2 separate regions of the Homo sapiens genome follow, and region 1 is linked to region 2. Evidence: chromatin contacts called from ENCODE Hi-C data. All regions are on one chromosome and are shown on one strand. Each heading gives the region's core, a stretch centred on a gene start or an enhancer-like site at or near the end of the contact. The rest is flanking DNA. Distances are from core to core; before and after follow the strand shown. Region 1 holds the start of BRPF3-AS1 (BRPF3 antisense RNA 1). Region 2 overlaps FKBP5 (FKBP prolyl isomerase 5).

Region 1 (3,434 bases), core at 59-2,558, 600 kb before region 2:
CGCTACAATTTGAACCCAGGTCTTCCGATGCTCAATTCCTCTCAGTGGGAATTAAGAACACCACAGAGGTGCTATGGTCTGGTACAAAACGAGGCTCTGGGGCAATCTAGGTTCTAATCTTGGCCCTCTGTGACCTAGAGAAAGTCCCTTAAGCTCTCTATGCCTCCATACTCCATCAGTAAAATGAGGGTAACACAATCTAGCTCTCTAGGTGCTACTTGTTAATAAGGTATTATTAACATCTTTACTTGAAAGGCCTTCCAATCCCAAAGTGTGACTGAAACAAACAAAAAACCAATTTGGCTGAGGAGCAGTGCCAGGCGGGCTGGCACACACCCCATTTGGAGCCAAAGGAAACAGAATCATCGCAGCAATTCTGTCCGGGTTCCAGAGGCCCTTGGCTACTGGATTCCTTACAAATGCCAAGTCCCTGGGGGCAGACAGGGCCAACAGACCTGCTTCATCACCCACCCCTCCAAAGGCACCGAGGCCCTAGAAGAGGTGAGAACATCTGCCTCCACACCGACCCCAAACAGCGCAGACAGGCGGTGCGGCGCCCACTTTCATGAAAGCCGCTCCATCTTCTCCTTCCCCACCTGCCACCTCCTCGGCTGCTCAAGCATCTCTCGACCATGCAAGACTCTACACAGACGTGTTTTGTCCCACCCACGCCTCCAGACACCGGGGAGAAACTCTAGAGGGGGAAGGGACTGCTGATGAGGGAAATGAAAAGAGTTTCGCCCACAAGGAGCTTACAGTCTAGACGAGTTTTTTGGCGGGAGTTTCTCAACCTACACAGCCCTTCCCACATACACACCTCCAAAATATCTCCAACAACCCCCGCCCCCCCAGATTTCCCCTCGGCACCCCCTGACCCCTCGCTCACCCACCCCATCCAGGTCCCCGAAGAATGAGGAGCTTCTGCAATTAGACTGTATCCCCTGCACCTCACACAAGATACTCAGGAGACAAGGAGGACCCCAGCCAAGGCTCCTGCTCCTTTAAGGGGGCACCTCTTCCAGAAGAATCTTGACCCCTCGGAGAAGAAAGGAGGGAAATAACATCTCCTCAGAGGGGAGGGGCGAGCGCACCAGAGACAGCCTGACGTGGAGTCCGACCCTCAGACAGAGAAAGCGAGCGCCAGCGAATGAGCGGGGCGGAGAGGCGAGAACCCATTGGCTGCGTCACCTGCCCGTCAGAGGGACCCAGGGGACCTAGGGCCGCTCAAGGGGCGGGACTCTCGTCTGGCCAGGCCAATTGGAAGGCGTGGCGGGGGCGGGGCTTAGCGGCTCGGAATCCAGGGCTGGGGGGGGAGACAAGATGGCGGCTGCGGGAGGGGGTCCTCGCTTCTCAGCTCCCCCGCTCACCCGCCTTCTCCTTCCCTGCCGCCGCCCTCGCTCCAGGAGAGAGCTTTCGCACCGCCCCCGCCCTGCTCGGAAAGCCCCCCGCTTCTCCGGTTTCCCCCCGTGCAGTCCCTGGTCCCCGAAGGCCCCGATGCCCCCGCCCCCGCTCTGTCCGGCCCCGCTGCCGCCCCCATTACCTCAGCCGCCTGCCCGGCCCCACCGTTCGGGGCCCCTGGGCGCGGGCGGGCAGGCCGCCGAGCAGGTCGGCGCGGCCCGGGAAGCGGAGCGCGGTCTTCTCCCGCGCCTGCCTCCGTGGCCTCCGCCGTGCCCCCTCCCGGCCCGCGCTGGGGCCCCGGCCCGGCCGCCGCCGCCGCTCCCGGGGGAGGAGGGGGAATGGAGCCGCCGCTGCTGCCGCTGCCGCCACGGAGCCCGGCCGAGGGGAGGGAGGGATCAGCCCCCAGGCAGGATCCGCCCCTCCGGCCTCCCCCCGCCACCTCCACCCCTTCCCTCGCTCCCTCCCTGACTCTGCGGGCTCTCCCGCTGAACAGGAGCGAGAGCGCGAAAGAGGGGGAAACGGGAAAAAAATCCCCCCGCCCGTGCCTGGCGCGGCGGCGGCCGGGGCGGTGCGGAGAGGAGCGCGGAGGCGCCGCCGCCGCCGCCACGGGGCACCATCCCCGGCTCGGCCTCACGGTGGCGGTGCGGGCGCGGCGGGGACACCGAGCAAGAGACCGGGTCTGCGCCCGCCGCGATCCCTGCGCACCACGGCCCTGCCCGCCACGGGGCGAGCCCGATAAGAGGGCTGTGGACGTTCGGGTCTAGTTGGGAGAGACAGGGGTCCCTGACTCTTGAGCGGTCAGTCATTTCCTCCCCAGTCCTTGTGGGTGACGTGGCTACGGTTTGGAGCAGCAAGCCCCCTCCCCGAACTAAAGGGCCTCTCCAAAGGTTAAGCCAGGGCAGTCATTGAGGTCAAAACCAATATGTAGTTTCTTGACTGCAGGTGCCTGCACGACTCCCAGAAAGTCGCGTCTCCCCTAACCCCCATGCCCAGGACCTGAGGACAAAGGTCTAGCGATTGTCCATCCCCTCCCCCAGTGAGGACAGCCGGGAAAGACCTGCCTTTGTTGTGTACAGGTGAGCGTCTTGTTCCGCACCACACATCTTTTAAAAAAAAAAAAAAAAAATCTGACTTTCCGTTTAAAAGGAGTAAACAAAAGTTTGACAGTCTGCTTAAGCATGCCTGGTAACTCGTCTGTCACTGTGGGCATGGGAAACACTTTAAACCTGACTTGGTTAATTTAATGCATTAGGCGGCTTTCTAAAAGATGCTTGACAAATGGCAGCATCAGACCAAACTGGCTTTTGTTTTGATCTAAAAAAACAAAAAAATAAAGAAAAGGGCTCCATTGCCACCCCCTTTTGCCTGTAAACTGGAAAGCTTACCTCATGTGACTGAAGTCTTAAGCACCAATACATAATGATGTTTATAAAGGACGTATGGATAAGCTGCCTGTAAATGTGAAGGTGAGTGACAGTTTGAAAGTGTTTCCTCTGCTGGCACTTGTGGTGTAGCTGGTGAGACTCAATTTCTTTCTTGGTTCTGATGATCAAGGACATGTATTCTAGAGTCAGAAGGATGAAGGATAAAGTCTTAGGATCCAAATTTTCTGAATGTTTAAAGTGAACATACTGCTACTTTGGAAGTATAGATGTTATACTAAGGAATTTAAATATAGAGAGTTTCAAATTCAAAAGTTTGATTAAGGAAGCTAATTTGTTTCCAAGTAAATAGCATCTTCTGGCAAAGAGATAGTACAAAAATGCTTCTGTTAACCAATTTTTTAAATGCAAGGGGGGTGGCTCGTGGAGCTAAGCAAGGGCAGGACAATGTTTTGAAAGCTGTGAAGATGAAATAGTATGAATTAATGTCAAGTGTTCTGAAGCTAGGGGGAATAATCATTTGGAGGGAAGGTGTGGAAGAAAAAGATGATTAATTGTGGAAGAGAAAGCCCCAGAGGCAAGAAAATATTGCAATTACAGTACTTGTAGTTAAGAAAAAAAAAGTCTGAAAACTAACAGAAACTATTAAAACAT
Region 2 (3,018 bases), core at 322-2,821:
TACCTTGCCCAAAGTCATAATTGAAGTGGCAGAATGGGACTGGAATCCAGGTCTAACTCAAGTGCTATAGTGGTGTGAAGGGAAGACTGGTAAGGGTTGGTGTTCATGGAGAATTTGTTGCTGGGTGTATACTTCTTGTTTAGATTTCCTGTTTTGAAAACATTCAAACTTGATCAACCAAAAGAAATCATTTGCATAAATGTTATTCAGTTCCAGGAGCCAGGTTCCACGCCTGTTAGCATCTGTCCGTCAGTTCTGTAAGCAATCTTACAGTGGTGTGTGTTCATCCTAAGTAGTACAAAACAGTGCAGAGGAGGAAGGCGGACAGCTTAGGGGAAATCTGACCACCATGCGTGTTGGAAGTATTTCTCTTGTTCTCCTGCTTTTAGAAAGCCATCTCTGCTTGCTTTTTCAGGGGGTTATTAAGATCCTACTCTCTTGGATACTGTGCTCTATTAGGCAGGAGACACAGGCAGAAAGAAGCTCACTTGGCATGAATTAGGCAACAGAGAAAACTCTTGCTCAGTGGGAGTAACCTGTCACAACCTGGTTTTCTCTGGCCAGATAACCAGTCTTGTCGAGTAGTAATGCCATTACAACATTCCCATTCAGATCCTCATGACCCAGTAATTGTTTTGAGAATGAGTGCAAAGCTATCAGACACCAACTACTATAATTAGAAAAGGGAAAAATAGACACTTACCAGAGCTAATGTCTTTAGGCTGGAGCATTTACAGCTTTTTGTTTTTTGTTTTTTAAGTTATGGAGCCTCTTTCTCAGTTTTGCTTCCTAAAATACAAATTGCATGGTTTAGGGGTTCTTGCATTTCATTTTTGTTACTGCTGTGCACTCTCTTTCCTTTTTTCCCCCCTATTTTAATCGGAGTACAAATTGCTGTCAGCACATCGAGTTCATGTGCCAGCCACATTCAGAACAGGGTGTTCTGTGCTCTTCAAAACAAAATTGCTCTAGGGCAGTAAGAGAACAATAAGTCAGAGCTCCAGTTTAAGTGATGTTTTGCAGCTCGCTTGATGTGGTTACACTCCGATTGCGCAGCTAAGCTTGGGTAATTTGGTTTGGTTTGACTTTGTGGGGATTTGGAGGACCTCCCTCCCCCTTTAAGTTACATAGTCTTTAAGTCAAGAAAAAAATGTTGTCTCTTTTTAACTTGTTTATTTCTTTCTCTACCAAAAAAGCCCTAAGTAGAAGCATCCTGTATGTACTTTTATTCTCTTTGGGCATGTCATAGATGATTTACTTCCCGTAAATCATGCTGGTTGGGATTAGCAACAGACCTCCTGAGCCCTACAGGCTGCACTCCCAGTGAGTCACGATGGTTATTATTAAATATTTATTAAGTTAGTATTTGCACTAAAAGATGCCAGGTCAAAAAGCAACCACAGGGCTTCCACAGCCAGAGCTGCCATGGTTTTTGTTCTGTTTTGTTTTGGTAGGAATTTTTAAGATAACATTAAAAAGAATAAGTGGAGCTATAGGAGCTAGGCTCATCTGCATCTGTTACTGCAATCAGGGCCCCTACTGTGGCAATCAGCAGTCTTTCCGTGGCTCCAAGTGGTGTGTGAGTTCTTGTCAGCAGTCTCGTAGAACTTTTCACATCAGTGTTCCAAGTTTAGAAACCAGTTAACCCAGCAATGCCCTTTGCTACTTGTAGATGTAGAGAATCAATGGGCTGTATTCACCATGAGGCTGTGATACCTCCTTTTACTCTGACATTCCGAATGTTGTCAGTATTACAAGGCGATGGTTTTGGTTTTTTATATAAACTGGGGTGTATATGTCTGGATGTATATCCGTTTAAGATTTTATAGTACTGCAGGGTCCAATTGTGAAGGGTTAGATTTACCAGGAAAAAAAAGATTAGTCCACATGTAAAGTAGAAAATATTTATAAGAGCTATCACAAATGTTTACTGTCCTATTACAGCATCAGACACTAGTTCTGTCATTTATTGTCTCTCTGAGAAGACTAGCTACAATGAATGTTTTGCTTTCTTAATTATGCCTTTGTTACAGTTTGACTTTTTTTTGGCATGGTTACTTCATTTATCTTTCCCAACATGTTTATTAGTAGCCAATCTTTTTCCCTCACTAATGATGGGTTATCACATCTAAAGAGAACTTCTGAAATTACTCATTTAATTTTAATATCAAGTACATACATCAAGCTGAAAAACAGCCTAGGAAACTAACGCACAGGCAGGAATCCTTGCAGAGTCTCTGGATTTCCTGTTTTGAAAACATTCAAACTTGATCAACCAAAAGCCACAACAAATGTACTGATAATTTCCTCCCCCACTAAATGTACTCTCCTTAAGGGAGGAAGATGATACTTCCAACAATAAACTTCAGACAAAAAAAATCTGTTAACTAAGTTGTGAGCTACTAGGACAATAAATCTCTATACTTGAGACATTCCACAATACATGAGAAATTTACTTTGCTCAGCAAATCTTTTTTTTTTTTATGAAAAGTGTTATTAGTCTAAATTTCTTGGGCAGAGTTTTAAATATTTAGAAATGCAAACTTTTTAGAACTCTTAACCTCCTTAGAAATATCAATTTTTACTCCAGTAAAAATATCTTTTTTTTTTTGAGACGGTCTCACTCTGTCACCCAGGCTAGATTACAGTGCCGCAATAACAACTCACTGCAGCCTGGAACTCCTAGGTTCAAGCAATCCTCCCACCTCAGCCTCTCGAGTAGCTGGGACTTATAGGTGTGCGTCACCACCCTCAGCGAATTCAGTAAAAATATCTTAAGCCTCAGACTCCCTGTAGAACCTCTCTAGTATGCATGTACAGTCATATGCTGCATAACATTTTGTTTAACAGCAGATTGCACATAGGACAGTGGTCCCGTGAGATTATAATTCCATATCTTTACCTTCTCAATGTTTAGATACACAAGTACTTACCATTGTGTTACAGTTGCCTACAATATTCAGTACAATAACATGCTATACAGATTTATAGCCTAGGAGCAATATGCTATACCACTTA

The links. A loop is a pair of places that touch in the nucleus more often than their neighbours do. Pooled maps may share reads with other maps.
Region 1: a loop to region 2 is called in a map with no recorded cell type, with 5 times the contacts of the local background. The contact joins the promoter of BRPF3-AS1 here to the enhancer-like site in region 2. A Hi-C loop is called at or near these places in 1 of 37 single-sample maps with no recorded cell type and 4 of 50 pooled maps.

Annotation. Positions count from the first base shown.
Region 1 is chr6:36,195,077-36,198,510 of GRCh38, reverse strand. BRPF3-AS1 (BRPF3 antisense RNA 1) reads left to right here and starts at 1,308. Exons shown (of 3, transcript NR_187147.1): 1 at 1,308-2,474. BRPF3 (bromodomain and PHD finger containing 3) reads right to left here and starts at 1,767. Exons shown (of 13, transcript NM_015695.3): 1 at 1,541-1,767. RefSeq lists an enhancer at 1,013-1,062 and a silencer at 1,413-2,152.
Region 2 is chr6:35,600,009-35,603,026 of GRCh38, reverse strand. All of the region lies in intron 5 of FKBP5 (FKBP prolyl isomerase 5), which reads left to right. Among named protein-coding and RNA genes, the nearest start is that of LINC03135, 58 kb to the right of the region's middle. RefSeq lists a silencer at 361-655 and an enhancer at 1,330-1,835. Within about 2 kb of position 1,571, at least 31 of the 41 ENCODE cell types and tissues checked have a DNase peak (open chromatin) inside an H3K27ac peak, as active enhancers do.